Linked DNA regions of Homo sapiens: region 2 is linked to region 1. Evidence: chromatin loops called from intact Hi-C (ENCODE). Cell type or tissue: heart left ventricle. All regions are shown on one strand. Each heading gives the region's core, and the rest is flanking DNA. Links, peaks and the distances in the headings are about the cores only. Region 1 overlaps BRSK1 (BR serine/threonine kinase 1). Region 2 holds the start of IL11 (interleukin 11).

Region 1 (16,188 bases), core at 3,651-11,650:
ACCCCCAACACAGAGCCTGTCATCTTCTTAGGGACTCCTGGGAGCCAGTCCTCAGGTTGCTAAGGAGACCCTCCTCAGGCCCCAGCCTCTCGGGGAACCTGCTCACAACTCTGCAGATAAGACCTCAGCTACGACAATGGTGAAGGAGCCCACCAGCTGGGCGTCCTCTGCAAACCAAACCCCAGAGCACCTGCTCATGCTGGACCTCTGCCCGCCACCCACCGCCCCCGCCACCCACGCCCCCCGCCACCCACGCCCCCCGCCACCCACGCCCCCCGCCACCCACGGCCCCCGCCACCCACGCCCCCCACCACCCACGGCCCCACCACCCACCTGCCAGGGCCTGCACGGAGGGCTGGTCATGAGTGCTCAGGAGCTGTGCCTGGATGGTCTCCACCACTCGCTTGAACCGACGGCTGGGACCTAGAGGCACAGGCGGGCAGAAAAACACTGACTGGGGGTCCAGGACCGGGAAGGCCGTCCCAGCCTGCAGAACCCAGTCCCTCCACCAAGCACACAACACCCCCCCTGCATCTCCGTCTCCCCTGCTCCGCTGGGGCCACATCAATCCACGGTTTGCAAATGGGTCTGTGCTGCTATTTAAGGATCACGGTCAAACTCACATACCTTCAACTTCAAATAACAGGTGTTGGTTTCTATTCAAATAGATACTATTGCTTGCTGTTAGTTTCTAGCGGAGGCCATGAAGGACCAGAAATGTAAGAAAAATAAGTTGGAGCCAGGTACAGGGGCTCATGCCTGTAATCCCAACACTCTGGAATGCCGATGTGGGCAGATCACTTGAGGTTGCTCAGGAGTTCGAGACCAGCCTGGCCAACATGGCGAAACCCTGTCTTTACTAAAAATACAAAAATTAGCTGGGCATGGTGACGCATGCCTGTAATCCCAGCTACTCGGGAGGCTAAGACAAGAGAATCTCTCGAACCCAGGAGGCAGAGGTTGCAGTGAGCCCAGATCACGCCATTGCACTCCAGCCTGGACGACAGAGCAAGACTCTGTCTCAAAAAAAAAAAAAACCAAACAACAACAACAACAAAAAAAAAGAAAAAGAAATCGGAGAAAGTCTTTTCTTTTTCTTTTTTCTTTTGAGACAAGGTCTCATTCTGTCACTCAGGCTGGAGTGCAGTGGCGCGATCACGGCTCACTGCAGCCTCAACCTCCTGGAATCAGGTGATCCTCCCACGTCAGACTCTGGAGTAGCTGGGACTACAGGTGCATGCCACCGTGCTGGGCTTTTTTTTTTTTTTTAAATTGTGTGTGTGTGTGTGTGTGTGTGTGTGTGTGTGTGTGTGTATAAATTTTTTTGTTTGTTTTGTAGAGATGAGGTCCATTATGTTGCTCAGGCTGGTCTCAAACTCCTGGGCTCAAGCAATCCTCCCACCTCGGCTTCCCAAAGTGCTGGGATTACAGGAGTCAGCCATCATGCCTGGCCTCAGAAAAAGTCTTAAAATTGAGAAAGGTCTGCATATTAGCCTTTTTTTTTTTTTTTTTTGAGACAGAGTCTCGCTCTGTCGCTCAGGCTGGAGTGCAGTGGCACAATCTTGGCTCACTGCAACCTCTGCCTCCTGAGTTCAAGCGATTCTCCTGCCTCAGCCTCCTGAGTAGCTGGGATTACAGGAGCCCACCACCACGCGAGGCTTATTTTGGTATTTTTAGTAGAGACAGGTTTCACCATGTTGGCCAGGCTGGTCTTGAACTTCTGACCTGCTCGTCTCAGCCTCCCAAAGTGCTGGGATTACAGGCGTGAGCCACCGCGCCCAGCCTGCATGTTAGTCTTTAAGGGGGACAGAAAAATAAAGAGTCATAATTGGTTTTGGTGACGGAACACCCACAGTTCCACAGCCGTTTGGTTTAGAAATCTTTGGGGCAAGCCCCTCTCCCACCTGTGACATATTAATATTGGTGACAAAGAGATCGGCGATATCCCTCCCTATCCAAATGCTCACTATCAGGATGGAGGGACCAAACAGAAAGCAGAACTGGAAGCAAGGTATTTTAGTGGTTTTCCTTTCTTGTGCCAAGCCTCGACTGGTCATGGCTGCCTGGAGTTCAAGTTCCTGAGGCTGCCACTGAGCTTAGCAGGAATAAGCACTGCCATCAATTGGTAATGTCTGCTCTGGGCAGACTGATATTAGACAGCAGTGTGCTGTGTCTTCACCCTTTGGCTCTACCATCTTAAAGTAATAGGAAGAGCTGGGCTCTCTCCTCTGAAGTTGGGAGGCCTGGGTTGGGCTGCAGCTCTGCGACAGTGTATTGTGTGACTCTGGCCAAGTCCATTGACCTCCCTATGACTCAGTTTTCTCCTCCGTAAAATGGGTGATTACTAACACCTCAGTAGGCTGCTTGGAAGCTTCAAGGAGATAATGCATTCATTATTTACACTGTAAATGCCAGGGAAATGCTGATGAGAGTGGGGAAATAGAGGATGGGCTTGTGGGGCGGTCTGTGTGGGCAGGAGGAGCACAGAGAGTCGGCACCAGCTGAACACCATTTCCTCCTCCTGCTGCTGCACTCCTGGGCCCCTACACTGTCTCAGCTGTCGTGAACAGTCCCAGCACTGGGCTGCAGGCAGCCTAGCCAAGAGACTCACCCGAGATGAGAGTGAAGGTGACGGAGTAGATGCCACCACCTCCGCTGCCGTCCCGTCGCGGGGAGGGCTCTGGACCCTCAGAGGAGCTGATGTCCACCTGGAAGCGGACGGGCTTTTGGAAGACGGAGGGGCCGCCACTGGCCTTGTACTCGGCCCTGAAGCTGGTCTGTGACAGCACACTGTGACTCAGGCTGGGGATCTGAGCGAGGTAGGAACACAGGAAGGGGTGAGCCCAGGAAATGGATACCCAGCCCCACGACCAGCTCTGGCCAAGGAACTACGAGTCCCATGAGCCACTGGAGGGAAAGAAGGACAGGAAATGCATTGGGAGGCCCCACTGCCTGCAAGGACTTGTAGCTTTCTCTATCCTATCAGCGAGTAAGGGAGGAATGGTTGGACATCCCCCTAACATCATGAGGACTCTGATAGCTAGGTGACAGCCTCAGACTCCAAGACCACATGAAACACTGCTTGCTCCCTTTACAAATGCTTCCCATAGCCATATCTGTCACAGAAACTCTAAGTCCCATCCACCCGTAGGCATAAAACCACAGACCAGCAATGGGGCAGCCTTAACATTGCCTGGGAAGTTTCTTCGGCTAGTTTCAAACCTCGCAGTAGGGGAATGGGAACTCACCAATCCTTGAGGACATTGCAATTCAGGATCCTATTTCCCCAATTCCAGGCCTCTGGCCACGATAAATCTTTCCTGCCTACCGACTTCTAACCAACTCTGGCCATAAAACTACAAATCCCATGAGCCCCAGGAGGAAGCCAGGCCTATGCTAAGGTGGTTAGCCCCAGGGGCTGCTGGGACTTGTAGTTCTGCGGGGGCCAGGCTCGATGGGGACCCAGGCCCCTCACCGACAGAAAGGCATGGACGATGTCTGCTTTGATGCTGCTGAGAGGTTTGTCCTTTAGCACGAGGAATATTTGTTCTTCTTTGTCCAAGGAGATGAAGTTCCCGAACCAGGAGCGTTTTGCCAGCCTGAGTGGGAGGGGGTGGTTGGAGGAGGGTTAGGAAGGCGCCGAGGGCATGAATCCCCTGCATCCCCACTCTTTCCTTCCCTGTGAGACTCACTCCGGGGAGGACTCTGGCGTCAAGCTGGACATCTCCTCAGCGGTAGGGACTGGTAGGGGGAAGGCAGAGAACGTGGTCAACACCTGTGCATCATCCCAGTTGCCAGCACACAGGCCTGCACTCGCCCCCTCCCAGGGTTCCAGAGCCTTGGGTTGCAGCCTCGGCCAAGCCATCCCTCCTGGGCGGGGCTCACAAACCACGGGCCAATGGGAGGTAATCCAGAGCCCCAAAGGCGCGTGCCCTTCAATCGGGGTCCTCCTCCAGAGCTAGAGGCCCCACCTCTCTCCCCAACAGGTGCACCTCTGCTTCAAACCCCCTCTTCTCTAGAACGTGGGAATCCAGGCCCCCAGTCCCTTCCTCTCTAGACACGCCAGACGGACATCCCTGGAACCAGATTTTTAGCCCCAACCTCTCCCCACATTAGGACTCGGCAGTTCATGCCCCCATACCCTGCATCTTGCGCCGGTGAAAGCGAGGGGAGCCCAGGAAGCTGTTGCGGATGGAGTTGAGACGACTCCTCCAGGCGGCTCCCCCGACGCCACCGCCGGGGCTGGGGGGTGGTGTTGTCCCCGGGGTCCCGGTGGGACTGGCCCGGGGCGTGTGCAGAGGCGAGTGCAAGGGGGTCCCGCCAGAGGAGCGCGGGGAGCCTGGGGGGCCGGGCAGGGGTGTGGAGCGGGCACTGGGGGGCGGGGGCTGCTCCCCGGCGCCCCCACCCCTGGGGCCCCGAGAAGGCAGCGTCTGCGTTTTGGAAGTCGGGGAGCCCCCGCCTCGAGCCTCATCTCCAGCCCCCGGCTCCGGTGAAAAGGAAAAGACCGGACTCTGCAGAGGACAGGAGACTGAGATAAGCGAGTGGACTACAACTCCCAGGAGGCTCTAGGAGCCCCACTCACACGCACACTCACGGACGCTGGCCCGGTGCATGCTGCAACTTGTAGTCCAAGTATCCTCCTTCCCAGGCCCCAGAGCAAGGATAGCAAAGACTTTCTATCATGCTGTGGGCTGAAAACCCAGCCGGTGCAGATACTAGTACACAGCAGGCACTCAACTAACTTTTGTAAAATCTCTTCAGGCATGCAATCCTAAGGAGGTAGAAATGGCCAATGGACCAAAATACTTTGGAGGCCTTGGGTCTTTGGCCCTCCAGGGACAAAGAAGCAAGTCTCAAGACTGCACAGGAATTGTAGTTTCTGCTACTCAATCTTTGCTCCATGTCTCCACCCCTTTCTCCTTCTTAAATCCCACTGGGGACCTGGCCTTACCCTTGGGCTGCTTAGAGGGCTGGAGGACAGACCCGTGGAGGCTCCACTGACGCTACGGGATCTGTTTCCAGGATAGATTTAAAAAAAAAAAATCAGATGGGAGGGTTTCAAAAACCACAGATGTTCCCTCACTTCTACAGTCCTTCCAGGTGAGGAAATGAGGCCCAGAGAGGGGAGGTGAATTGTCCCAAGGACACAGCACATTTGAGGTAGAGCTGGGGTTAGAATCTTGAACTCCTAGACCCAGGGATTGTGGATCCTCCTGGAGGGACAGGGGCTCCCACCTCTGGCTGTGCTGGGCCATCTCCAAGGCCCGTCGGGTGGGTACAGGGGAGCCACCACCCCCGGCATCGGTGATGCTCAGGACTTCCATGGACTTCCGCTCTGGTCGCCGCTTCCCGTGACGGCTCAGCATGGGAGAATCCACACGCTTCCGGGGGGGGTCTGAGGGACAACAGTTTCAACCCAATCAAGAGATGGTTTCACCCAGCTGTGTACAACTGCCTCAGAAACTGCACACATGGGGAAACAGGCCTAGAGTGGAGAGGGGATTTGATAAATGTCAAAGAGCAAGTCAAGCAGTCTAAAGCTGGAAGCTCAGAGCCTGCAGCCCCTTCTTTCCTTGGGAATCTGGGGTCCCCGTGGCCAGCCTCTTCCAATCTCGAGACCCAGGTGTCTGGTCCCCTAGCCCTGCCTTCTCACCAACATCATTCCGGGGAGGCAGGTCCTGGTCCTCACAGCTGGGATACCGCTCCTTCCGATCCAAAAGCAGATAATATATCATCTTTTCTTGGTTCTCCCTAAGGCAGGGGGTGGGAAAGGTGGAAAGAGGTAGCAGAGGGCTGAGGTCCAACATCAATGCTCAGAGGAGGTCTCCTCCGCTCCCTGTATTTCTGCCCATGGTTCCATTTTTTCTAGGTATCAGTATGGTCAGTTTCTCTGGTTTAGGGTACATCTCAGCTGTGTTTCACTCAATTATAATAACACTGTAACACCTAACATCCAGGCAAGAACTATTTGTAAGTACTATGTATATGTAAGTACTATGTCGCAGCATCTATTAATACTTTCTCAGCGTGTTTCTGGGCCGTTTTCTCCGCTGGTTCCATCACTCCCAGGCGGGAGCTTCAAACCATGCCCCATGAGAGGCCAGGGTTCCTCGCCCAGCACTCTGCATGTGCGCAGGGAGCTGCTGCAGCTCGCCCCACGTGGGTACACGGGTGCAGGGGTCTTGGGGTCTTACTCCTCACTGCGCAGCTCGCGATGCAGCCTCTCGCGGTCCCTGAAGCAGCCCAGTGATGCCATGCTCTCTAGGACGTCGGGGTCCAGCTCTCCGTTGGATGGCAGGCTCCGCATGGCTACCCGGCGGCCAGGGGCTGGCTCCAGGCACGGGTCTGGCTCGTGTTTCCCGCCTCTGGGGAAGTGGAGAAACATTATTGGGAACCGGGCTTCTGAGATTCAGCATTCTTCATTCTAGACTCAATGATCCCGGACCCCGAAATCCGAGTCTAGGCCCCGGCCCCTTCTCTCTCATACCCAGGAATCCAGACGCCCCAGACCTCGCCCCCCATCTCAGACCCAGGAGTCCAGACCTCCAGCCCCTTTTCCCTCCGACCGAGGGGTCCAGGCCCCCGGCCCCTCCTTCTTCAGACCCAGAAGTCCAGGCCCCCAGCCCCTCCTCCCTCGGATCCAGGAGTCCAGGCCCCCAGTCCCTTTTTCCCTCAAACCTGGGAGTCCTGGACTCCTAGCTTAGCCCCTCCTGCCTCTGACCCCTAGACTCCTTCTCTAGCTGTGTCCTCTTCCCCCAGGACCCATAAGTCCGAGTCCCTAGCCCGTTGCCTCTCAGGAACCCTGGCATCCCACCCCTCCCAGCCGCTTCTACTGCTTTGGCCCCTCCCCTATTTCCGCCAGGGACCCAAGAGTCCAGTTACCCCATACTCACAGGTACCAAGGATGTTTCTGAATTTGCTCCAGCTGTGAGGGTGGTGAGTCGTAGAGAAGCAGAAGTGAGGTCGTAGGCACATGTAGGCGCGCAATGAAAGACTGGGGTGGTTTTGGGGTCCCTGATCATCTCCCCGCCCACCCCACCGGGGGCAGGATGACATATTACATCGCCCTCTAGTGGCGACTGAGTGCATCGCCCCGCGCACGCGCGGTCTCCGTGTACCCCGGACCGGCCGCATTACTTTGCCGCATGCGCAGTGGCATCCTGTTCGCCTCCTTACTCCTGCGCCCTCCCGCTGCCTGGAGCTCCCCGCCCCAATCTTGCGTAGCCCCCTCCCCAGTTTGGAGCGGCAGCTGTGCTGGACCTTGGGCTGCGGCTCAGCTGGCGATCCCAGTCACCCTGGGGACTGACGAGCAGGTTCTGGAAACCCATCCCCATGACTTTTCTAGGGGGTTCTGTCTTCATCGGCCACTGTTCCCCCCTCCGCCGGTCCCCCCCTCAACTCACACTGAGCCTTTTTTCGGGCTCCACTTCGATCATTCCCCTCAGGAGGCTCTGGCAATCTGGAGGAATGAAGTGGGGCATGTGGAAGACGCCCCGTTTCACCTTCTCCAGCAGCTGGCGGAGGTTGTCGTCATCAAAGGGCAGAGCCCCCTGGGCAAGAGATAACCAGGACCCCTCATTAGCACATTTCACCCTCACCACAAGCACTGGAGGTGGGGAACTACGGTGATCTCCACCTTAAGGGGTTGGAAACTGAGGCACAGAGAGGCTCAGCAATTTGCCAAAGGCCCCTAGCTCGTCCGTGGCACAGCAGGCACTTGGCAAGGAGCAGCTTGGAGCCCCGCTTACGAAGCTAGAATTGCAGCGTGGAGGCTGTTCCTTTTAGACAGCTTTCCCCCCACAGCAGTTTCGAAACGGTTGTCTCTCATTCACTCATTCAACAAAAGGTGAGCATCCGTTACAGGTCAGGGATCCAGCAGTGAACAAAACAGGCCTCTGCCCTTGCACAGCTCCAAACAAATAGCTATACAATGACGAGCGACTGAGTGAGGCTTCTCCCAGGAGGTGCAATGGGAGCAGAGACCTGAATGAGGCTGAGCCCTAAATCAATGACTGGTGTCCTTATAAGAGGAGACGAGGACGCAGGCACAGAGAACAGTCATGTGATGACGGAGGCAGAGATGGGAGTGATACAGCTGCAACTGAAGGAACGCCAAGGACACCAGAAGCTAGGAGAGGCAAGGAAGGATCCTTCCCTAGAGCCTCCAGAGGAAGCAGGGCCCTGCTGACACCTTTTCTTTTCTTTCTTTCTTTCTTTTTTGAGATGGAGTTTCGCTCTTGTCGCCCAGGCTGATGTGCAATGAGGTGTTCTTGGCTGACTGCAACCTCTGCCTCTCCCAGGTTCAAGCGATCCTCCTGCCTCAACCTCCCGAGTAGCTGGGATTACAGGCATATGCCACTATGCCCGGCTAATTTTTTTATTTTTAATAGAGACGGGGTTTCACCATGTTGGCCAGGCTGGTCTCAAATGCCCAACCTCAAGTGATCCACCTGCCTCAGCCTCCCAAAGTGCTGGGATTACAGGCGTGAGCCACCACACCCAGCCTAATTTTTGTATTTTTAGCAGAGATGGGGTTTCACCACGTTGGCCAGGCTGGTCTTGAAGTCCTGACCTCAGGTGATCTGCCCGCCTCAGCCTCCCAAAGTGCTGGGATTACAGGTGTGAGCCACCGCACCTGGTCCCCTGCCTTGCTTTGAATCCTTGCTCTGGGGCTTATACCTGCATGACCTCAGGCAAGTCACTGCTCTGAAAATGGCAATGGGTCGTCACAGCACCCACCTCACGGACTGCATCAGAATGAACTGACCTAGTACATGACAGTGCTGGGCCCACAGTCAGGACTGTTACAGGCTGGCTGCTGTGACGCACTGACCATAGACCCCACCACATCCTGCATTCTGACGTAGCCACCAGCCATGAAGCAGGGGACAAAATCACATCCCTGCCCTCCTGGAGTTGGCCTGGGACGCTGCCTGACACACACTCGACACTCAAGTCATCAGCAAAGGTGGTGGAATGAGCAGAGAAGTTGCATTCCAGAGGGGACAGGAAACAAACAAGCGAACGTATCATACGGGACGGGAGGGAATGCTTCCAATCACCAGGGCAAGGGTTGGAGGGGAGCCAAGGTGACCCCCCATGGACAAAGACTCATGGGAGGTGATGGTGTGAGCCTTTGAGGGCTTTTCCGGGTGTTGCAAGCTCCCAGTTGCCCCTGGTATCTGAGGCCTGTGGACGGAGAATGGGGAGATACAGAGAAGGCACCTCTGAATGCCGATCTTAGGGTGCGGAAGCCTGGGTTTGACTTCTGGTTGCCTGATGCTCAAGCACAGAGCCTCAGTTTCCTCTCCTCTGTGAAACGGACATAATGATCCTGCCAGGAAGGGTACGGTCTGGATTAAATATTATAACAACAGGCTGGGCATGGTGGCTGACACCTGTAATCCTAGCACTTTGGGAGGCCAAGGGGCGAGGATCACTTGAGTTCAGTAGTTTGACACCAGCCTGGCCAACGTGGTGAAACCCCATCTCTACTAAAAATACAAAATTTAGCCGGGCAAAGTGGCGGGCGCCTGTAATCCCAGCTACTCGGGTGGCTGAGGCAGGAGAATTACTTGAACCCAGGAGGCGGAGGCTGCAGTGAGCCGAGATCACACCACTGCACTCCATCCTAGGTGACAGAGAAAGTCTCCATCTCAAAAAAAACAAAAAACAAAACAAAAAAAAAAACCAAAACAAATTATAACAACAATACAGTTGATTCTTGTTATTCTTGAGAGTTCTGTTCTATAAAGTCACTGCAAACTCTCAACTAGTGAACGAGTCACGGCTACTGGAGGAACTATAGTTAGTAAGCTTCCTTTGACCCTCTCGTCACATTTTTGTCAACCAGTCATTACATGACCTTGTTTGTATGTGTTTCTGTTTAAAGACACTTTTCTTTTTTTATTGAGACGGAGTCTAGCACTGTAGCCCGGAGTGCAGTGGCATGACCTCGGCTCACTGCAGCCTCCGCCTCCCGGGTTCAAGCGATTCTCCTGCCTCAGCCTCCTGATTGGCCAGGCTGGTCTCGAACTCCTGACTTCGTGATCTGCCCGCCTCAGCCTCCTAAAGTGCTGGGATTACAGGCGTGAGCCACCGCACCCAGCTTAAAGACACCTTTCATATGTACTGTGTCATTGACGCGGAACTCATGGCCAGCAGCACTACAAGTCATTCCTGAACAAAGCATGCCCATCAGAGGGGCTTTCTCCAGAAGGGACATCACAGCCTCCCGCGCTTAGGAACACCAGACGGCACTTCAGAAGCACTTGGCTTCATGGCCATTTTAAACAACGAAATTGCCACCAACAACACAAAAATGTGAAAAACGTGACACGAAATAGGTGGTGAAAGGGGGATTGTTTACAGGATGAGAGCTGAAACAGGGTCACTTTGTTTGACCTCAGCCGGAAACCTGCACCTTGGGTGGGCGGCTCAGGTTTCCCCTGCTCTGGGCATGTCTGCCAATGACTGTGAAAGCACCTCCAGGACTATTTTGGGTTACAGATACATTTTGACAGGTAGGCAAATTTGCAAATATGGAATCTGCAAATGATGAGGAACTATTGGAACAAGAATAAACTACTAGGCCAGGTGCGGTGGCTCATGCCTGTAATCCCAGCACTTTGGAAGGCTGAGGTGGGCAGATCACTTGAGGTCAGGAGTTCAAGACCAGCCTGGCCAACATGGTGAAACCCCATCTCTACTAAAAATACAAAAATTAGCCAGAAATAACTTGAACCCAGGAGGTGGAGGTTGCCGCGAAGAAGATCAAGCCATTGCACTCCAGCCTGGGCTACAGAGCAAGACTAAGACTTCATCTCAAAAAAAAAAAAAAAAAAAAAAAAAAGAAGAAACAAAAAAAAAAGAATAAACTACTAATAATAATCATCAAGCATTGTGCCAGGGGCTTCACGTGCAGCATTTATTTAAACCCTCACAGTGGGCTGGGGGAAGTGGCTCACGCCTGTAATCCCAGCACTCTGGGAAGCTGAGGCGGGTGGATCACCTGAGGTCAGGAGTTCGAGACCAGCCTGGCCAACATGGAGAAACCCCATCTCTACTAAAAATACAAAAAAATTAGCCAGGCATGGTAGCAGGTGCCTGTAGTCCCAGCTACTTGGGAGGCTGAGGCAGGAGAATCTTGAACCTGGGAGGTGGAGGTTTCAGTGAGCCAAGATCGCACCATTGCACTCCAGCCTGGGCGACAAGAGCGAAACTCCGTCTCAAAATGAAAAAATAAATAGATAAAATAAAAATGAAAACAAAACCCTTACAATGATAGGTATGATGTGTATTTCCACGGTGCAGATGAGGACACTGAGGTAGGGTGACTGGCTCGCTCAGGGAGAGGGAGCAGGGATTGGAACTCGGCTGGATGGGCTCCAGAACCAGGCTTTTAGCCACCAAGTGAAGAAGGGCTGAGTTCTGAACATTCTTAGCTCGTCTCCAGAGCACCTCGGCTGCTCTCCCCATGGAGTGGTGAGCCCCAGGAAGCCAGCTTGGAGCTGGCCTCATTGCCCTTAGTATCCGTTATGTAGCCTGGTGGTTAAGAGACCAAGGACTGACCCCAGGCCTGCGGCTTATCAGCTGCGTGCCCGTGGGCCAGTCACTTCCCCTCCCTGGGACTGCTGAGGGAATTGTGTGAAATAACATGATCAGAACAGTGCCTGACATTAAAAAAACTGCTTATGGCTGGGCGTGGTGGCTCACACCTGTAATCCCAGCACTCCAGGAGGAAGAGGCGGGCGGAGGTCAAGTTCGAGACCAGCCTGGACAAAATGGTGAAACCCCATGTCTACTAAAAATACAAAAATTAGCCAGGCGTGGTGGCACATGCCTGTAGTCCCTGCTACTTGGGAGGCTGAGGCAGGAGAATCGCTTGAATCCAGGAGGTGGAGGTTGCAGTGAGCCGAGATGGCGCCACTACACTCCATCATGTGTGACAGAGCAAGAATCCGTCTCAAAAACAAACACACACAAACAAAAAAACTTATGTATTCTTTTTCTTTTCTACTTATTACTTATTTATTTATTTATTTTTGAGACGAGGTGTCACTCTGTCATCCAGGCTGGAGTTCGGTGGCATGATCATGGCTCACTACAGCCTTGACCTCCAGGGCTCAAGCAATCTTCCCACCTCAGCCTCCTGAGTAACTGGGACTACAGGCAGGTGCCACCATGCCTGGCTAATTTTTTTTTCATTTTTTTTGAGACGGAGTCTCGCTCTGTCGCCCAGGCTGGAGTGCAGTGGCATGATCTCGGCTCACTGCAAGCTCCGCCTCCCGGGTTCACACCATTCTCCTGCCTCAGCCTCCCGAGTAGCTGGGACTACAGGCGCCCGCCACCACTCCCGGCTAATTTTTTTTGTATTTTTAGTAGAGACGGGGTTTCACCACGTTAGCCAGGACGGTCTCGATTTCCTGACCTCGTGATCCGCCCACCTCGGCCTCCCAAAGTGCTGTGATTACAGGCGTGAGCCACCGCGCCCGGCAATGCCTGGCTACTTTCTTAACTTTCTTTTGAGATGGGGTCTTGCTTGCTATGTTGCCCAGGCTGGTCTTGAACTCCTGGGCTCAAGCAATCCTCCCACCTTGGCCTCCCAAAGTGCTGGGATTACTGGCGTGAGTCATTGCGCCCGGACAACTGCTGATTTATTCTCACTACAGGTGTTCACTGGGGACTTACATGTGTCAACTTTAGGTTTGCAAAGGCAAGCCAGCAAAATGAAATAAAACACACAAAGACAGATGCCCCAGACATCGGCCCTGACCTCAGGGAGTTGATGATACAGAAGGGAAGGGAGATGCCACTCAACGAATTAGGCAACAAAATGCACAGCGACAACTCTGATCGTTGCCAGGAAGAAGGGAGCCTACCACAGGGGGGTCTGACCTTACAGGAGTGGGGAGGAGGAGTGGGGGCAGGGGAAGCTTCCTGGAAATGTGACAACTGAGCAGAGAGCTTGAAGAAGTCTAGATATGAACTAGGTGAGCAACAAGGCTAATAGGTAGCAGAGTGTCCCAGGCAGAAAGGCCCTGTGGTAGGAGCAGGGCTGATAGCCTACGATCTGGCTATATATATATATTTTTAGATAGGGTCTCACTCTGTCGCCCAGGCTGGAGTGCAGTGACGCGATCTCAACTCATTGCAAACTCAACCTCCTGGGTTCAAGCGATTCTCCTGCCTCAGCCTCCTGAGTAGCTGGGACTACAGGCATGCGCCACCAAGCCCGGCTAGTTTTTGTATTTCTAGTAGAGATGGGGTTTCACCATGTTGGCCAGGCTGGTCTCAAACTTCTGGCCCCAGGTGATCTGCCTCCGCTCGGCCTCCTGAAGTGCTGGGATTACAGGTGTGAGCCTCCGTGCCCGGCCTGGTTATACTTGTTATTACAGTATCACAATGCCCTAGAATCAGCTGGTAAACAGTCATTGTATCAAGCCCTCCAGGTGCTCCTGGATGACTTGTTCCTTTCTGGGGTTCTTCCTGGAGACTATCCCATAGTTCTTTTATCTTTTTAACCCACAGTTCTGTGAATGAAAAGGTTAGCTCCCCACAGAGTGGGGGAACTCCAGGATCTTGGTCTGTTGGTTAATGTAGTATCTTTCCCATTACCAGTGAAATATTCGAGAGATGGGCTGGGTTCGGTGGCCTCACGCATGTAATCCCAACACTTTGGGAGACTGAGGTGGGCAGATCACTTGAGCCCAGGAGTTTGAGACCGACCAGGGAAACAAGGCGAAACCCTGTCTCTGTGAAAAATACAAAAATTAGCTGGGCGTGTTGGCAAGAGCCTATAATCCCAGCTGCTCGGGAGGCTGAGGCGGGAGGACTGCTTGAGCCTGGGAGATTGAGACTGCAGTGAGCCGTGATGGCGCCACTGCACTCCAGCCTGGGCGACAGAGAGAGATCCTCTCTCAAAAAATAAAAATAAAAATAAAAATAAAATAAATTCAGCTGCCGGGCACGATGGCTCATACTTGTAATCCCAGCATTCTGGGAGGCCGAGGAGGGTGGATCACTTGAGGCCAGGAGTTCGAAACCAACCTGGCCAACATGGTGAAACCCCGTCTCTACTAAAGATACAAAAATTAGCCAAGCATGGTGGCAGGTACCTGTAGTCCCAGCTAATCGGGAAGCTGAGGCAGGAGAATAGCTTGAACCCGGGCGGCGTAGGTTGCAGTGAGCCAAGACTGCACCACTGCACTCCAGCCTGGGCAACAGAGCAAGACTCTGTCTCAAAATACATAAATAAATAGGCCGGGTTCAGTGGCTCACACCTGGAATCCCAGCACTTTGGGAGGCAGAGGCAGGTGGATCACCTGAGGTCAGGAGTTGGAGACCAGCCTGGCCAATATGGCGAAACCCTGTCTCTACTAAAAATTCAAAAATTATCTGGAAGTGGTGGTGGGCGCCTGCAATCCCAGCTACTTGGGAGGCTGAGGCAGGAGAATTGCTTGAAGCTGGGAGGCAGAGGTTGCAGTGAGCTGAGATCACACCACTGCACTCCAGCCTAGGCGACGGGGCAAGACTCTGTCTCAAAATAAATAAATAAAATTCATAAATAAATTCAGGAGATGACCTGAGGATGGAAGGTACTGTCCTATGCTCCCACCAGGTGGGATTGATCTAGAAATGACAGGAGAGGTGAGGGCGCCTTACCACGAGCAGGGCGAAGAGGATGACTCCACAGCTCCACATGTCTGCCCGGCGGCCATCATATTTTTCCCCCTGGAAGGGAAGGCCAGTTGTGACTTCATCGCTCCTCACTGCTGCCTCCACCCCTCTCCCCTCTATCCGCCCCTCACTCACCTTAATCACCTCTGGACACGCATAATGGGGGGACCTGAGGGAGAGAGCTGATGTGAGCCTCCAGCCAGCTTCTAAACCCCTGCCCAGGGTCTCGGGAGCCCAGTCCCCACTCACCCGCAGCTGGTCTCCAGGAGGCTGTCCCCCACCTGCAGGGACGCCATGCCGAAGTCTGCAATGCGGATGTTGTTTTTCTCATCCAAAAGCAGGTTCTCGGGCTTTAGGTCTCTGTGGCTGAGACAGCCAGGTGGGACTCAGGCCTCTTCCTTCCTCCCAGGAGGCCCAGGCCCCACTGACTGGCTCTCACAGTGGAACACTTCTGCATACTTTTTGGATTTTTAGGGGATGAGAGACCATTTATTATCATTCATTAATTTTGGTCTTTTTAAAAATTTTTAATTTTTTATCATATGTATGTATGTATTTATTATTATTATTTTTGAGATGGAATCTCGCTCTGTCTCCCAGGCTGGAGTGCAGTGGCATGATCTCGGCTCACTGCAACCTCTGTCTCCTGGGTCCAAGTGATTCTCCTGCCTCAGCCTCCTGAGTAGCTGGGACTACAGGCCGCACCACCATGCCCAGCTAATTTTTGTATTTTTAGTAGAGACGGGGTTTCATTATGCTGGCCAGGCTGGTCTTGAGCTCCTGACCTCATGATCCGCCCGCCTTGGCCTCTCAAAGTGCTGGGATTACAGGTGTGAACCACAGCACCCAGCCTTATTTATTTATTTATTTATTTATTTATTGAGATGGAGTCTCATTCTATCACCCAGGCTGGAGTGCAGTGGCATGATCTCGGCTCACTGCAACCTCCGCATCCTGAGTTCAAGTGATTCTCCTGTTTCAGCCTCCTGAGTAGCTGGGATTGCAGGCATGTGCCACCACACCCAGCTAATTTTTGTATTTTTATTTTTTTTGAGACGAAGTCTCGCTCTGTTGCCTAGGCTGGAGTGCAATGGCGTGATCTCGGCTCACCACAACCTCCCGGGTTCAAGAAGTCCTGGGATTACAGGCATGAGCCACCGCGCCAGGCCTAATTTTTGTATTTTTAGTAGAGACAGAGTTTCACCATGTTGGCCAGGCTGGTCTTGAACTCCTGACCTCAGGTGATCCGCCTGCCTTGGCCTCCCAAAGTGCTGGAATTACAGGGGTGAGCCACCGCGCCCGGCCTATTTTGTTTTTTATTTTTAGAGATGGGCATTGCTTCTCGGCCTTTTGGCTAAGATCAAGTGTATGCTTAGAGATGGGGTCCCTTTCTGTTGCCCGGCCTGGAGTGCAGTACCACAGTCATAGCTCACTGCAGCCTTGACCTCCCCAGCTCAAGTGATCCTCTGGCCTTAGCCTCTTGAGTAGCTGGAGCCACAGGCGTGCATC
Region 2 (13,399 bases), core at 1-8,000, 67 kb before region 1:
AGGGAGAGAGAGCTCTTACCTGAGGCGATGAGGTCATGTCCCACCGTGGGGGGGCTGTGACCTCACCTCCTTGGGGACCTGAGCAGTTGCCCTTCCAGTGGTGCTGGATTGGGAAGGGGAAGCCTCCAACCAGCCCGGCAGTCTCGGAGGCTGACACGAGGGGGTCTGCACAGAGCCTCAGAGCCCCCACCACCTCCGCGCTCTCAGTCCCATCCTGTCCTTCCCTGCCATCTAGGTCTGGGGGCTCTCGGGGACATGGCTTGGTACCTCTGCCCCTCGCTTGCTCTGTGGTGAATCCCGGGTCTCCTCTGCCCCCATGCCTGGGGCTGGCCCACTGTGAGCCTGGGTAGGCGTCGCTGCCTCCCCCCTGGCCTGTGGGTCCCCTCCCCCCTGCACTCCTCTCCTGCCTCCACCTCTGTGCGGTGACGTCCAGGGCTCTGGCCCCGGTGGTTCTGGCCACTGTCTCCGTGTCCCCACTGTCCCGTCTTCACCCCATCTTGCTCCTGCCCCATCTCTCTCGAAGGCGACATCTTTTTCTCTGTGTCCCTGATGTGTTCAGAAAAGTTAACGAGGGGAATAAGGATGGTCAGCACTGACTTTGTGCTTCACGTGAATGAGCTCGCTTTATCCTCATCGTGGCATTTAGGCGGATGAGGGTGCATCATTAACCCCCCTTCACAGATGAGGAAACTGAGGCACAGAGGGGGAGAGTCGCACATGGAGGTCTTGCCTCTATGGAGTGTCTCAGCGCCTCTTGGTCCTCAGTCTCCGTCTCTCCTCCTCCTTCCTGTCTCCACCTGCCTCTTTGAGAAAGGCTTTTCAAAAGGCCAGGCGTGGTGGTTCACACCTGTATTCCCACCACTTTGGGAGGCTGAGGCGGGAGGATGACCTGAGCTCAGGAGTTTGAGACCAGCCTGGGCAACATGGCAAAACCCTATCTCTACTAAAAATACAAAAAATAGCCAGGCATGGTGGCGGGTGCCTGTAATCCCAGCTACTCAGGAGGCTGAGGCATGAGAATCACTTGAACCTGGGAGGCGGAGGTTACAGTGAGCTGAGATCACACCACTGCACCCCAGCCTGGGTGACACAGCGAGACTCTGTCTCAAAAAAACCAAAAACGAGGCCAGGCACGGTAGCTCACACCTGTCATCCCAGCACTTTGGGAGGCCGAGGCAGGCGGATCACGAAGTCAGGAGTTCGAGACCAGCCTGGCCAACATGGTAAGACCCCGTCTCTACTAAAAATACAAAATTAGCCGGGTGTGGTGGCGCACACCTGTAATCCCAGCTACTTGGGAGGCTGAGGCAGGAGAATCGCTTGAACCCGGGAGGTGGAGGTTGCAGTGAGCTGAGATTGTGCCATTGATCGCGCCATTGCACTCCAGCCTGGGTGACAGAGTGAGACTCAGTACCAAAAAACAAACAAACAAAAAACAAACAAAAAATGAGAAAGGCTTTTACTCTCTGCCCCCATTGCTGAGTCCCCAACATCTCAGCGTCTCTGTCTTTCTAATATCTCTGTCTCCCCTTTTCTGTCCCTGGGGCCTCTCCGTCCCTGTCACTCTGCCCCGTGTCTCTGTTTGCCTGGTGCCTTTCTTCAGCTGCGGCATCCTCTGTCTCAGAGTCTTGGTGTCTCTGTTCCTTTCCCCTCGGGGTCTCCCTGGGTCTCCCCAAGTCCCTCCTGCTGTCTTCCTCCCGCTCTCTGATCTCTGACTCCCAGAACCTCTCCCTCTGTCTCCAGGGCTGCCCCTCTGATCCTCTTTGCTTCTCTGGTGTGTCTCTCTGGCTGCCTCCATCTCTGTGGATCTCCATCTCCCTGTCTCTGTCTCAGTCTGTCCTTCACTCTGTGTGTGTGTGTGTCTCTCTCTCTCTCCTTCCCTTCCACTCCCTCTTCCTCCTGCCTCCACCTCTCCAGGCCCCTGTCTTGTCCCTCCGTCCGGCCTTTCTCTGCCTTTCCGTCCTCCTGCCTCCCCATCTCTCTCTGCTAGTCCTGGTCCAGCCGGACCCCCACCCACAGTCGGGCCCCAGCGCTTGAGCCTGAGTGTCTGCTCCGGCCCGTGGAGGTGGAGGGAGGGGACGCCAATGACCTCACCAGCCCCTCTCCGACCACCCCCCCCTTTCCCTTTTCAACTTTTCCAACTTTTCCTTCCGTGCCCTCCTCCGAGCGCGGCGGCGTGAGCCCTGCAAGGCAGCCGCTCCGTCTGAATGGAAAAGGCAGGCAGGGAGGGTGAGTCAGGATGTGTCAGGCCGCCCTCCCCTGCCGCCTGCCCCCCGCCCGCCCGCCCCAGCCCCCTATATAACCCCCCAGGCGTCCACACTCCCTCACTGCCGCGGCCCTGCTGCTCAGGGCACATGCCTCCCCTCCCCAGGCCGCGGCCCAGCTGACCCTCGGGGCTCCCCCGGCAGCGGACAGGGAAGGGTTAAAGGCCCCCGGCTCCCTGCCCCCTGCCCTGGGGAACCCCTGGCCCTGTGGGGACATGAACTGTAAGTTGGTTCATGGGGAGGGTGGAGGGGACAGGGAGGCAGGGAGGAGAGGGACCCACGGCGGGGGTGGGAGCAGACCCCGCTGAGTCGCACAGAGAGGGACCCGGAGACAGGCAGCCGGGGAGGAGAGCAGCTTCGGAGACAGGAGGCGGCGGAGGAGATGGGCAGAGAGAGACACAGACAGGAGCGGATGGAGGCAGCCAATCAGAGGCGCCGCAGGAGGGACGGGCCAGACAGGGCCCCGAGAGGGAGCGAGACGCGGAGACCGAGCAGGGGCAGGGACGCAGGGACTGGTGCCGGGAGGGAGGTGACCCCCATCGACCCAGGCCCCAGGGAGCCCGCGGGGACCGGGAGACTCCCTGGGATTCCGGCAGAGAGGCTCCGGAGGGAAACTGAGGCAGGGTCCGCGGAGAGCGGAGCAAGCCAGGGAGTAGCGACCCCAGCCGGGGGGAGGAGAGAGACTGGGCGCGGGGGGAAAGCGGGGAGAGCCGGGCAGATGCGGCCGACGGAGGCGCGGACAGACCGACGGCTGGCGGGCCCGGGGGGCGGGCTGGGGGTGTGCGAGGCGCGGGCGGCCGGGGAGCGCTGATTGGCTGGCGGGTGGCCGGGTGGGCGGGGCGGCCGGGGTGGGCTGCGGGGAGCGAGCTCCGGACCCCCGCGCCCCCCGCGCCCCCCGCGCCCCCCGCCGCCAGCTCTCCCGCTCCCGCGGCCCGGCCGGGCCCATGGCTCTGCCCCTCTCCGCCCAGGTGCGCTGCGGCCCGGGCTTCTGCCGCCCACCCGGCGGGGCTCCTGGGAGGGCGTCTAAGGGGTCTCCCGTGGGAGAGGTCCGTGTCTCCCGGGCTCCGTCCTGGCTTCTGGCTCCTTCCCCTGCTCCCAGCCAGCTCGGGCTCCCGCGGCCCGGGGAGGGGGCAGGTTCTGGCCTGTGCCTCCCCCACCATGCCCCGCCCCGGGGCCCAGATTCCGGCGTCCGGGGGCGGACGGGAGACGCCCGGCCCGTCTACCCGCCCCGGGCCGCGTCTGCTCCGACGGGCGGGGCAGCCAGAGCCAGGGAGGGAGAGGGAAGCCCGCCTGGCCCTGCGACCTGCCCGCGGGCGTTCCACCCTGGGACTTAAGACCTCCAGCTCCATCCTCCCTAAGGCCGGGAGTCCAGGCCCCAGACCCTCCTCCCCGAGACCCAGGAGTCCAGACCCCAGGCCTTCCTCCCTCAGACCTAGGAGTCCAGGCCCCCAGCCTCTCCTCCCTCAGACCCAGGAGGAGTCCAGACCCCAGTTCCTCCTCCCTCAGACCCGGGAGTCCAGGCCCAGGCCCTCCTCTCTCAGACCCGGAGTCCAGCCTGAGCTCTCTGCCTTATCCTGCCCCCAGGTGTTTGCCGCCTGGTCCTGGTCGTGCTGAGCCTGTGGCCAGATACAGCTGTCGCCCCTGGGCCACCACCTGGCCCCCCTCGAGTTTCCCCAGACCCTCGGGCCGAGCTGGACAGCACCGTGCTCCTGACCCGCTCTCTCCTGGCGGACACGCGGCAGCTGGCTGCACAGCTGGTAGGAGAGACTGGGCTGGGGCCAGCACAGGAGTGAGAGGCAGAGAGGAACGGAGAGGAGTCTGCGGGCAGCCACTTGGAGGGGTTCTGGGCTCTCAGGTGGCAGAGTGAGGGAGGGGAAGAGTTGGGGGCCTGGCGTGGGGGATGGAGGGAGCCCCGAGGCTGGGCAGGGGCCACCTCACAGCTTTTTTCCCTGCCAGAGGGACAAATTCCCAGCTGACGGGGACCACAACCTGGATTCCCTGCCCACCCTGGCCATGAGTGCGGGGGCACTGGGAGCTCTACAGGTAAGGGCAAGGGAGTGGGCTGGGGACAAGGTGGGAGGCAGGCAGTGAAGGGGGCGGGGAGGATGAGGGGCACTGGTCGGGTGTTCTCTGATGTCCCGGCTCTATCCCCAGCTCCCAGGTGTGCTGACAAGGCTGCGAGCGGACCTACTGTCCTACCTGCGGCACGTGCAGTGGCTGCGCCGGGCAGGTGGCTCTTCCCTGAAGACCCTGGAGCCCGAGCTGGGCACCCTGCAGGCCCGACTGGACCGGCTGCTGCGCCGGCTGCAGCTCCTGGTATGTCCTGGCCCCAAGACCTGACACCCCAGACCCCCACCCCTGGCCCCAAAATCCTGTGGCCTGAGTCCTTGAAGCCTGAGACCCCAGACCCGAGTGCAACAGCCCCGCTCTGAGACCCTGACACCCTAACAGCCCGCTCTGAGACCCTGACACCGTAACAGCCCCGCTCTGAGACCCTGACCCTAACAGTCCTGCTCTGAGACCCTGACCCTGCAGTCCCAAGATCCTGTGGCCCTGAGACCCTGAGGCCCTAGACCCCCAAATCCTGCCCAGAAACTTCAAATTCTCACCCAAGACCCTGAGACTCCATCATCCATGACCTCAAAGTCCCCAGATCCCAGCCCCTAAGACCCAAGACCCCATCCTGAAGCCCAAAGCCTTGAGAATTCAAATCCTCACCTCAAGACTTGGAGACCCTGGCCCCATGACATTGAAAACCATGGACCTGGCCAGGCGTGGTGGCTCACGCCTGTAATCCCAGCACTTTGGGAGGCCGAGGCAAGTGGATCACCTGAGGTCGGGAGTTCAAGACCAGCCAGACCAACATGGTGAAACCCTGTCTCTACTAAAAATACAAAATTAGCCAGGCGTGGTGGTGCATGCCTGTAATCCCAGCTACTTGGGAGGCTGAGGCAGGAGAATCGCTTGAACCTGGGAGGCGGAGGTTGCAGTGAGCCGAGATCGCACCATTACACTCCAGCCTGGGCAACAAGAGCAAAACTCCCTCTCTCTCAAAAAAAAAAAAAAAAAAAAAAAGAAGGAAAAGAAAACCATGGACCTCCAGACCCTGAGACCCCAGGCCCCAGCCCTGAGATCCTGACATCTTAAAGATCCCAGGCCCTAAGATACAAGACCTTGACCCAAAGCCAGCCTTGGGACCCTGGCTGTACAAACCCAAGACCTCCAGGACCTAGACCCCGAGCCCTGAGGCCCTATGTCTCACTCCCAACATCGAAAACCCTGACACCTCAGATCCTGAGCCTGCGCCTGTACGACTCCAAGACCCTCACTTCCAAAGCCAGGCCCAAAGCCCTGAGACCAGAAGACTTCAAACCCTGGTTCTTGGGCCTAACTCCAAAGACCCTGGATCTCAAATTCCAACTTCTAGCTCTGAGACTCCAGCCCTCACCCATGAGTTCCTGAACTTGAACCCAGAGACCCCATCTCTAAGACTTCAGCCTTGAGATCCAGGGCCTGACCCTAGACTCGAGCCCACAGACCTCAGATACTGTCTGTAAAACCCCAGCTCTGGTGGGGAGCAGTGGCTCACTCCTGTAATCCCAAGGCAGGGGAGGCCAAGGCAGAAGGACCTCTTGAGGCCATGAGTTTGAGACAGCCTGGGCAGCATAGCAAGACTCTGTTTCTTAATTATTATTATTATTATTATTTTTTGGAGACAGAGTCTCGCGCTCTGTTGCCCAGGCTAGAGTGCAATGGTGCCATTTCGGCTCGCTGGAACCTCCGCCTCCTGGGCTCAAGCGATTCTCCTGCCTCAGCCTCCTGAGTAGCTGGGACTTCAGGTGCACACTGCCACACCCGGATAATTTTTTTGTATTTTAGTAGACACAGGGTTTCACCGTGTTGCCCAGGCTGGTCACAAACTCCTGAGCTCAGGCCATCCGCCCGCCTCGGCCTCCCAAAGCGCTGGGATAACAGGCGTGAGCCCCCGCGCCTGGCTTCTTAATTGTTCTAACAGCAGCCACAACAACAAAAACCCAGCTCTGAGATTCCAGCCCCGGCGACTCTAACAGTCCCAGGCCCGATCCCTCACCTAGAACCGAGATGCCAGCCCTGACTCCACAGACTTCACCCCCAACCCCCACACTCAGCTCTGGAAGCCCGTCCTGACTCCAGCCTCCATTTTCGGAACCCCACAGCCTGAAGAGCTCCCGGCCTAAACACTTCACCCCACGCGCCACAGTCCCCCTGTGAATATGCAGCCCCGATTCAGCTGCAGCTCCACAGCACCCCTGCCCTGCACCCCCGCTGCACCCCCTACCTGTGACTCACCTCTCTCCTCTCCCCACAGATGTCCCGCCTGGCCCTGCCCCAGCCACCCCCGGACCCGCCGGCGCCCCCGCTGGCGCCCCCCTCCTCAGCCTGGGGGGGCATCAGGGCCGCCCACGCCATCCTGGGGGGGCTGCACCTGACACTTGACTGGGCCGTGAGGGGACTGCTGCTGCTGAAGACTCGGCTGTGACCCGGGGCCCAAAGCCACCACCGTCCTTCCAAAGCCAGATCTTATTTATTTATTTATTTCAGTACTGGGGGCGAAACAGCCAGGTGATCCCCCCGCCATTATCTCCCCCTAGTTAGAGACAGTCCTTCCGTGAGGCCTGGGGGGCATCTGTGCCTTATTTATACTTATTTATTTCAGGAGCAGGGGTGGGAGGCAGGTGGACTCCTGGGTCCCCGAGGAGGAGGGGACTGGGGTCCCGGATTCTTGGGTCTCCAAGAAGTCTGTCCACAGACTTCTGCCCTGGCTCTTCCCCATCTAGGCCTGGGCAGGAACATATATTATTTATTTAAGCAATTACTTTTCATGTTGGGGTGGGGACGGAGGGGAAAGGGAAGCCTGGGTTTTTGTACAAAAATGTGAGAAACCTTTGTGAGACAGAGAACAGGGAATTAAATGTGTCATACATATCCACTTGAGGGCGATTTGTCTGAGAGCTGGGGCTGGATGCTTGGGTAACTGGGGCAGGGCAGGTGGAGGGGAGACCTCCATTCAGGTGGAGGTCCCGAGTGGGCGGGGCAGCGACTGGGAGATGGGTCGGTCACCCAGACAGCTCTGTGGAGGCAGGGTCTGAGCCTTGCCTGGGGCCCCGCACTGCATAGGGCCTTTTGTTTGTTTTTTGAGATGGAGTCTCGCTCTGTTGCCTAGGCTGGAGTGCAGTGAGGCAATCTGAGGTCACTGCAACCTCCACCTCCCGGGTTCAAGCAATTCTCCTGCCTCAGCCTCCCGATTAGCTGGGATCACAGGTGTGCACCACCATGCCCAGCTAATTATTTATTTCTTTTGTATTTTTAGTAGAGACAGGGTTTCACCATGTTGGCCAGGCTGGTTTCGAACTCCTGACCTCAGGTGATCCTCCTGCCTCGGCCTCCCAAAGTGCTGGGATTACAGGTGTGAGCCACCACACCTGACCCATAGGTCTTCAATAAATATTTAATGGAAGGTTCCACAAGTCACCCTGTGATCAACAGTACCCGTATGGGACAAAGCTGCAAGGTCAAGATGGTTCATTATGGCTGTGTTCACCATAGCAAACTGGAAACAATCTAGATATCCAACAGTGAGGGTTAAGCAACATGGTGCATCTGTGGATAGAACGCCACCCAGCCGCCCGGAGCAGGGACTGTCATTCAGGGAGGCTAAGGAGAGAGGCTTGCTTGGGATATAGAAAGATATCCTGACATTGGCCAGGCATGGTGGCTCACGCCTGTAATCCTGGCACTTTGGGAGGACGAAGCGAGTGGATCACTGAAGTCCAAGAGTTCGAGACCGGCCTGCGAGACATGGCAAAACCCTGTCTCAAAAAAGAAAGAATGATGTCCTGACATGAAACAGCAGGCTACAAAACCACTGCATGCTGTGATCCCAATTTTGTGTTTTTCTTTCTATATATGGATTAAAACAAAAATCCTAAAGGGAAATACGCCAAAATGTTGACAATGACTGTCTCCAGGTCAAAGGAGAGAGGTGGGATTGTGGGTGACTTTTAATGTGTATGATTGTCTGTATTTTACAGAATTTCTGCCATGACTGTGTATTTTGCATGACACATTTTAAAAATAATAAACACTATTTTTAGAATAACAGAATATCAGCCTCCTCCTCTCCAAAAATAAGCCCTCAGGAGGGGACAAAGTTGACCGCTGATTGAGCCTGTCAGGGCTGTGCACTAAGTGTGGGCTTTTTACTTACACAATCCTCCTGGACTCTTGAATACGCCCTGTTTTACAGGCGAGGGAAACTGAGTCTCAGACAAGGAGTGGGGACTCTGTTGCACAAAGTCACACAGCTAGGGAGAGGTGGAAGTGGGATTCTGCGCCGTGTCTGGCTCTTTCCCAAAGCTCTCTTTGCAAGTCGGTGTTGAGGAATCCTCGCCACATGCACACACATGAGATATGGAGAAACAGGTTCAGTAAGGATTTGGGTCTTACCCAGGGCCTAGAGAAGGGTCAATGGCAGAGTAGGGATGATAATTCAAATGCTTTAGTTACTTTTCCCTTTACAATAACCCAGACAGACTTCCAGGGGCCCCGTGTCGTCACTAGTTTGAGTCTGGGGTTGGAGGTGCCCATCCTGGGCCCGGAGTTTTGATTCACCCATCATAGCCCTCAAGACTCCAGGCTGGCTGGGCGCGGTGGCTCACGCCTGTAATCCCAGCACTTTGGGAGGCTGAGGCGGGTGGATCACTTGAGGTCAGGAGTTCAAGGCCAGCCTGACCAACATGGAGAAACCCTGTCTCTACTAAAAATACAATCCAGCTACTCGGAAGGCTGAGGCAGGAGAATCGCTCGAACCCAGGAGACGGGGGTTGCGGTGAGCCGAGATCACATCACAAACAGCCCTAGGCAGTGCGGGGCCCCAGGCGAGGCTCAGACCCTGCCTCCACAGAGCTGTCTGGGTGATCGTGCCTCCTCCGTGGAGGCAGGGTCTGAGCCTCGCCTGGGGCCCCGCACTGCATAGGGCTGTTTGTTTTTGCGATGGAGTCTCGCTCTGTTGCCTAGGCTGGAGTGCAGTGTGGCAATCTAAGCTCACTGCCTGGGCAACAAGAGTGAAATTCCATCTCAAAAAACAAAAAACAAACAAACAAACAAAAAACTCCAGGCTGTATCCCTGGAGGAGAAGGGAGCCCACAGTCCCCGGAGAGTTCCTGGAAGAGGCCCCTGTGTGTCCGATGAGGTCACAAAGCCCCTCCACCAGAGGCTCCTCCCCCAGACCCCTGCTGTCCACCCTGGCAGGGCCATGGCGGAGGCCCGAGTCTCCCAGCCTGGGGCATCTCCACGCTCTGTAACGCTGAGCTCCAGGCACCCGTGAAGCCCCACGGGTCAAGGCTGGTGGGCCGGGGCTGGGAGGCCTGCACGCCTGGGTTCTGGGTCCCTAAACCAGTACCCATCCACCACAGCCACCATGATCTGGCTTCGAAACAGGAGGTGCCTTGAGCCGCTCCAGGGCACCCCGAAGTGGGTCCCTGTTCTGGGGGAGCTGCAAAAGACCCTCCAGAAGGGCGAGTACCTGCCCCTCCGTCCGCTGCCCATGTTCGAGAGTAACTTTGTTCAGGTCTCCAGTTCCCAGTGCCCCGGGGCTGAGAGGGACAGAGGGGAAGCAAGGCCCCCCGTGCTGGGGGATCTTGAGAGGGAACGGGATTTAGCAGTCACTGTGTGGGGGACGATCAGGAGGGAGGCTCAGGCTGTGGCTGCTGGAGGAAGGAGTGGTCCCAGCCCCCTCTCCCTGGCTGCCCCAGGTGACCCATCAAGGGGGCCCAGTGTTCGTGAATCACAGAACCAACCGGCTGGCCATGGGCGTGGCCGCCTCCCTGCCAGGCCTGGTGTTGCCTGACATCTTGCTGATCGGCCAGCCCGCCGAGGACAGGGACTGCTCCGGCCTCGTGCTGACCAGGTGCCGCATCCCCCAACCCCTCGGCCGCCCCCTCCACCCCTCCTGCTCTAGACGCTCCCCTCTCCCTCTCCCAGGATGATCCCCCTGGACCTCGTCCACCTCTGCGTCCATGACCTCTCTGCCTGGCGCCTGAAGCTGCGCCTGGTCTCGGGCCGCCAGTACTACCTGGCCCTGGACGCCCCTGACAACGAGGTGGGCTTCCTGTTCCACTGCTGGGTCCGCCTCATCAACCTGCTTCAGGAGCCGGCTCCCACCTGGACCCCCAGGACCACGCGCACGGCCCCCCTGGATATGCCGCTGGCCGAAGCGCCTGCCTCCACCTGGCACCTGCAGGTGGGATCCCAGCTCCACAGACCAGGGCATGGCAGGCCCCAGGAACCCTCCGGCCAGATCCAGAGGGGACTGCGACCAAGAGCCCAAAGTCTAGGCCGGGGGCCTGGACCCCTGAGTAGAGGGAGGAGGGGCTGGGGGCCTGGACCCCTGAGTCGAGGGAGGAGATGCTGGGGGCCTGGACTCCTGGGTCTGAGGGAGGAGGAGCTGGGGGCCTGGACCCCTGAGTCGAGGGAAGAAGGGCCTGGGGTCCTGGACTCCTGGGTCTAGGGAGGAGCTAAGGGCCCTGGACTCCTGGGTCTGAGGGAGGAGGGACTGGGGGCCTGGACTCCTGGGTCTGACGGAGGAGCTAAGGGCCCTGGACTCCTGGGTCTGAGGGTGAAGGGCTGGCAGTCTGAACTCTCCTGGGTCTGAGGGAGGAGGGGCTGGGGGACTCCTGGGTCTGAGGGAGGAGGGGCTGTGGGGTCTGGACTCCTGGGTCTGAGGGTGGAGGGCTGGCAGTCTGAACTCCTGGGTCTGAGGGAGGAGGGGCTGGGGACTCCTGGGTCTGAGGGAGGAGGAACTGAGGCCTGGACCCCTGAGTCAAGGGAGGAGAGGCTGGGGCCCTGGACTCCTGGGTCTGAGGGAGGAGGGACTGGGGGCCTGGACTCCTGGGTCTGACGGAGGAGCGGCTGGGGGCCTGGACTCCTGGGTCTGAGGCAGGAGGAGCTGGATCGTCAGGTCCTGGGAGCAGGAGGGGGCCTAGGCCTCTCGCTGGGTAGGTTATGGAGATGTGGAAGCCCGGGCCCCTCCTGCCTCCCTCTATCTCTGCAGGACCAGCCCATCAGCAGACATGCAGGTGAGCAGGCCCTGCTGTTTGTCAGGACCTCTGGGTTCTCCCCGTCGCAGGGACAGAGCTGCACCCTTTGGCTCTTCCCCCTTCCTTGGTGGGGCCCTCCACAAGCTCCTGGGGTAGGTCCTCGTGCCCTCCCCTGGGGTCCCTGACCCAGGATGTCTCCTCTCTTCCCAGTCAGGGTTGCTGAGCGCAACTTTCCGCATAAGACGGTGGCTGCTCAGAGACAGAGGAAGGCCAAGGTGAGCCGGCGGGGTGGTGTGGGCCCAAGGGGCTGCCCCTGTCTAACCGTCCCTTCCTCACCCACTCCAGGCGCTCAAGCGCAGTTTCAAGTCTCAGGCCGTGGGCGACTCTGTGCCCCTCATCTGGTCGCAGCTGGAGCATGCTGACGTCAGGAAGAAACCTGCAGAAAAGAAGTGGGCGTGGGGTCTTGTTGCCGGTGGGTGGGTGGGAGAAGGTGGGAGACCCCAGCCCAGATGCCACCAAAGTCCCACGGTATTGCTCCTGCAGGTCCCACTCAGACCCCCGCCCCGACAGAACTCACACCCAAATCCGCTTGCCTGGTAAGATCAACCCACCCCACCCCTTGCCACAGTGTGTGGCTCTGGTTCCTGCCCCAAAGGGCTCAGACGGCTCCCCCATCCAGAGAAGACCAGCATCACCACCTGGACCATCTTCAGCATCATTTCCAGCACCGCCAACCAGACACAGTCCTCTCCAAAGGCCAGCCTTATACCCGGGGCAGGGCCCAGGCCCCAGAGCTGAGGGAGGAGGGGCTGGAGGCCTGGACTCCTGGGTCTGAGGGAGGAGAGGCTGGGACCTGGACTCCTGGGTCTGAGGGAGGAGGGGTGGGGGGCCTGGACTCCTGGGTCTGAGGGAGGAGGAACTGCGGCCTGGACTTCTGTGTCTGAGGGAGGAGGGGTGGGGGGCCTGGACTCCTAGATCTGAGGGAGGAGGGGCTGGGGGCCTGGACTCCTGAGTCTGAGGGAGGAGGAGCTGGGGCCTGGACTCCTGAGTCTGAGGGAGGAGAGACTGGGGCCTGGACTCCTCAGTCTGAGGGAGGAGGGGCTGGGGGTCTGGACTCCTGGGTCTGAGGGAGGAGGAGCTGGGGCCTGGACTCCTGAGTCTGAGGGAGGAGGAGCTGGGGCCTGGACTCCTGAGTCTGAGGGAGGAGGGGCTGGGGGCCTGGACTCCTGAGTCTGAGGGAGGAGGAGCTGGGGCCTGGACTCCTGAGTCTGAGGGAGGAGGGGCTGGGGGCCTGGACTCCTGGGTCTGAGGGAGGAGGGGCTGGGGGCCTGGACTCCTGAGTCTGAGGGAGGAGGGGCTGGGGCCTGGACTCCTGAGTCTGAGGGAGGAGGGAGCAGGGGTCTGCCCTCCCGGGTCTGGGGTCTCCATGCATCCTGACCATGTATCCTCTCCCCTCTGTCCACCTACAGGCCTGCACATCTGCATCTGATGAAGCCACAGGCCAGGGACATGTGGTTGAGAGCCCTTCACACTGTGTCTCAGCTGACAGCCCTGATGGCTTCTTTCTGGGCTCCTGCAGCTCCCTGGACCCGTGCCTGTGGCATCAGGACACGGAAGACCTCATGGACTCTGGGGGCAGCACTTTGTCGTCTGCTGCCTCCGGTCTGGCTCCCTATCCCCCGGCTGCCTGCCTCTCCACACCCTACTCTTCCATCCCCAGGGGCAGGGAAAAGGCCGGGCCTATGGGCTCCCACCAGGGGCCGGGGCCACCACCCTGCCAGAAGGCCCCATCTGGCCTTGTCACATCTTGTAAGGCACCGTTCCTTGTTGACCAGTCCCAGAAGCTCCCAGCTGTACCTGCTTCATCGTGGAAACCCCCACCTGGATTGGCTCCTCCCCAGAAGGCCCCAGCTGCGTCAGCTCCTCCCCGGAAGGCCCCAGCTGTACCTGCTCCATCCCAGAAGGCCCCAGCCGTACCTGCTCCATCCCAGAAGGCCCCAGCCATACCTGCTCCATCCCGGAAGGCCTCAGCTGCGTCAGCTTCTCCCCGAAAGGCCT

What was found. Peaks named below come from ENCODE experiments on the same cell type or tissue, not always from the same donor. Only the 100,000 strongest peaks of a DNase experiment are listed, where the experiment ranks them.
Region 2: a loop joins it to region 1, with 2.4 times the contacts of the local background. A loop is called at or near these places in 90 of 110 quality-filtered maps.

Annotation. Positions count from the first base shown.
Region 1 is chr19:55,292,874-55,309,061 of GRCh38, reverse strand. It overlaps BRSK1 (BR serine/threonine kinase 1), which reads right to left. Exons shown (of 19, transcript NM_032430.2): 5 at 14,929-15,045; 6 at 14,815-14,848; 7 at 14,665-14,733; 8 at 7,404-7,550; 9 at 6,894-6,925; 10 at 6,195-6,365; 11 at 5,654-5,751; 12 at 5,236-5,395; 13 at 4,952-5,012; 14 at 4,142-4,511; 15 at 3,693-3,741; 16 at 3,476-3,599; 17 at 2,612-2,810; 18 at 334-423. Among named protein-coding and RNA genes, the nearest start is that of BRSK1, 17 kb to the right of the region's middle. RefSeq lists a silencer at 5,527-5,821. In heart left ventricle, for the core only: CTCF peaks have their summits at 6,869 and 7,069 (motif pointing left); DNase peaks (open chromatin) are centred at 4,513, 6,306 and 7,121; H3K4me3 peaks cover 417 bases.
Region 2 is chr19:55,359,391-55,372,789 of GRCh38, reverse strand. It overlaps IL11 (interleukin 11), which reads left to right and starts at 2,327. Exons shown (of 5, transcript NM_000641.4): 1 at 2,327-2,486; 2 at 3,849-4,021; 3 at 4,221-4,307; 4 at 4,419-4,580; 5 at 6,613-8,408. The coding sequence starts at 2,480. The coding sequence ends at 6,783. GARIN5B (golgi associated RAB2 interactor family member 5B) reads left to right here and starts at 9,530. Exons shown (of 11, transcript NM_001145402.2): 1 at 9,530-9,873; 2 at 10,058-10,212; 3 at 10,287-10,545; 4 at 11,356-11,380; 5 at 11,552-11,616; 6 at 11,687-11,790; 7 at 11,885-11,937; 8 at 12,021-12,097; 9 at 12,811-13,399. The coding sequence starts at 9,724. RefSeq lists a cis regulatory region at 1-631, enhancers at 1-811, 1,547-2,387, 3,231-4,072, 9,119-9,723, 12,545-13,045 and 1 more and a silencer at 3,385-3,564. In heart left ventricle, for the core only: no CTCF peak of the experiment used is centred there; DNase peaks (open chromatin) are centred at 2,559, 3,449, 4,039, 4,449 and 1 weaker place; H3K4me3 peaks cover 608 bases; H3K27me3 peaks cover 5,815 bases.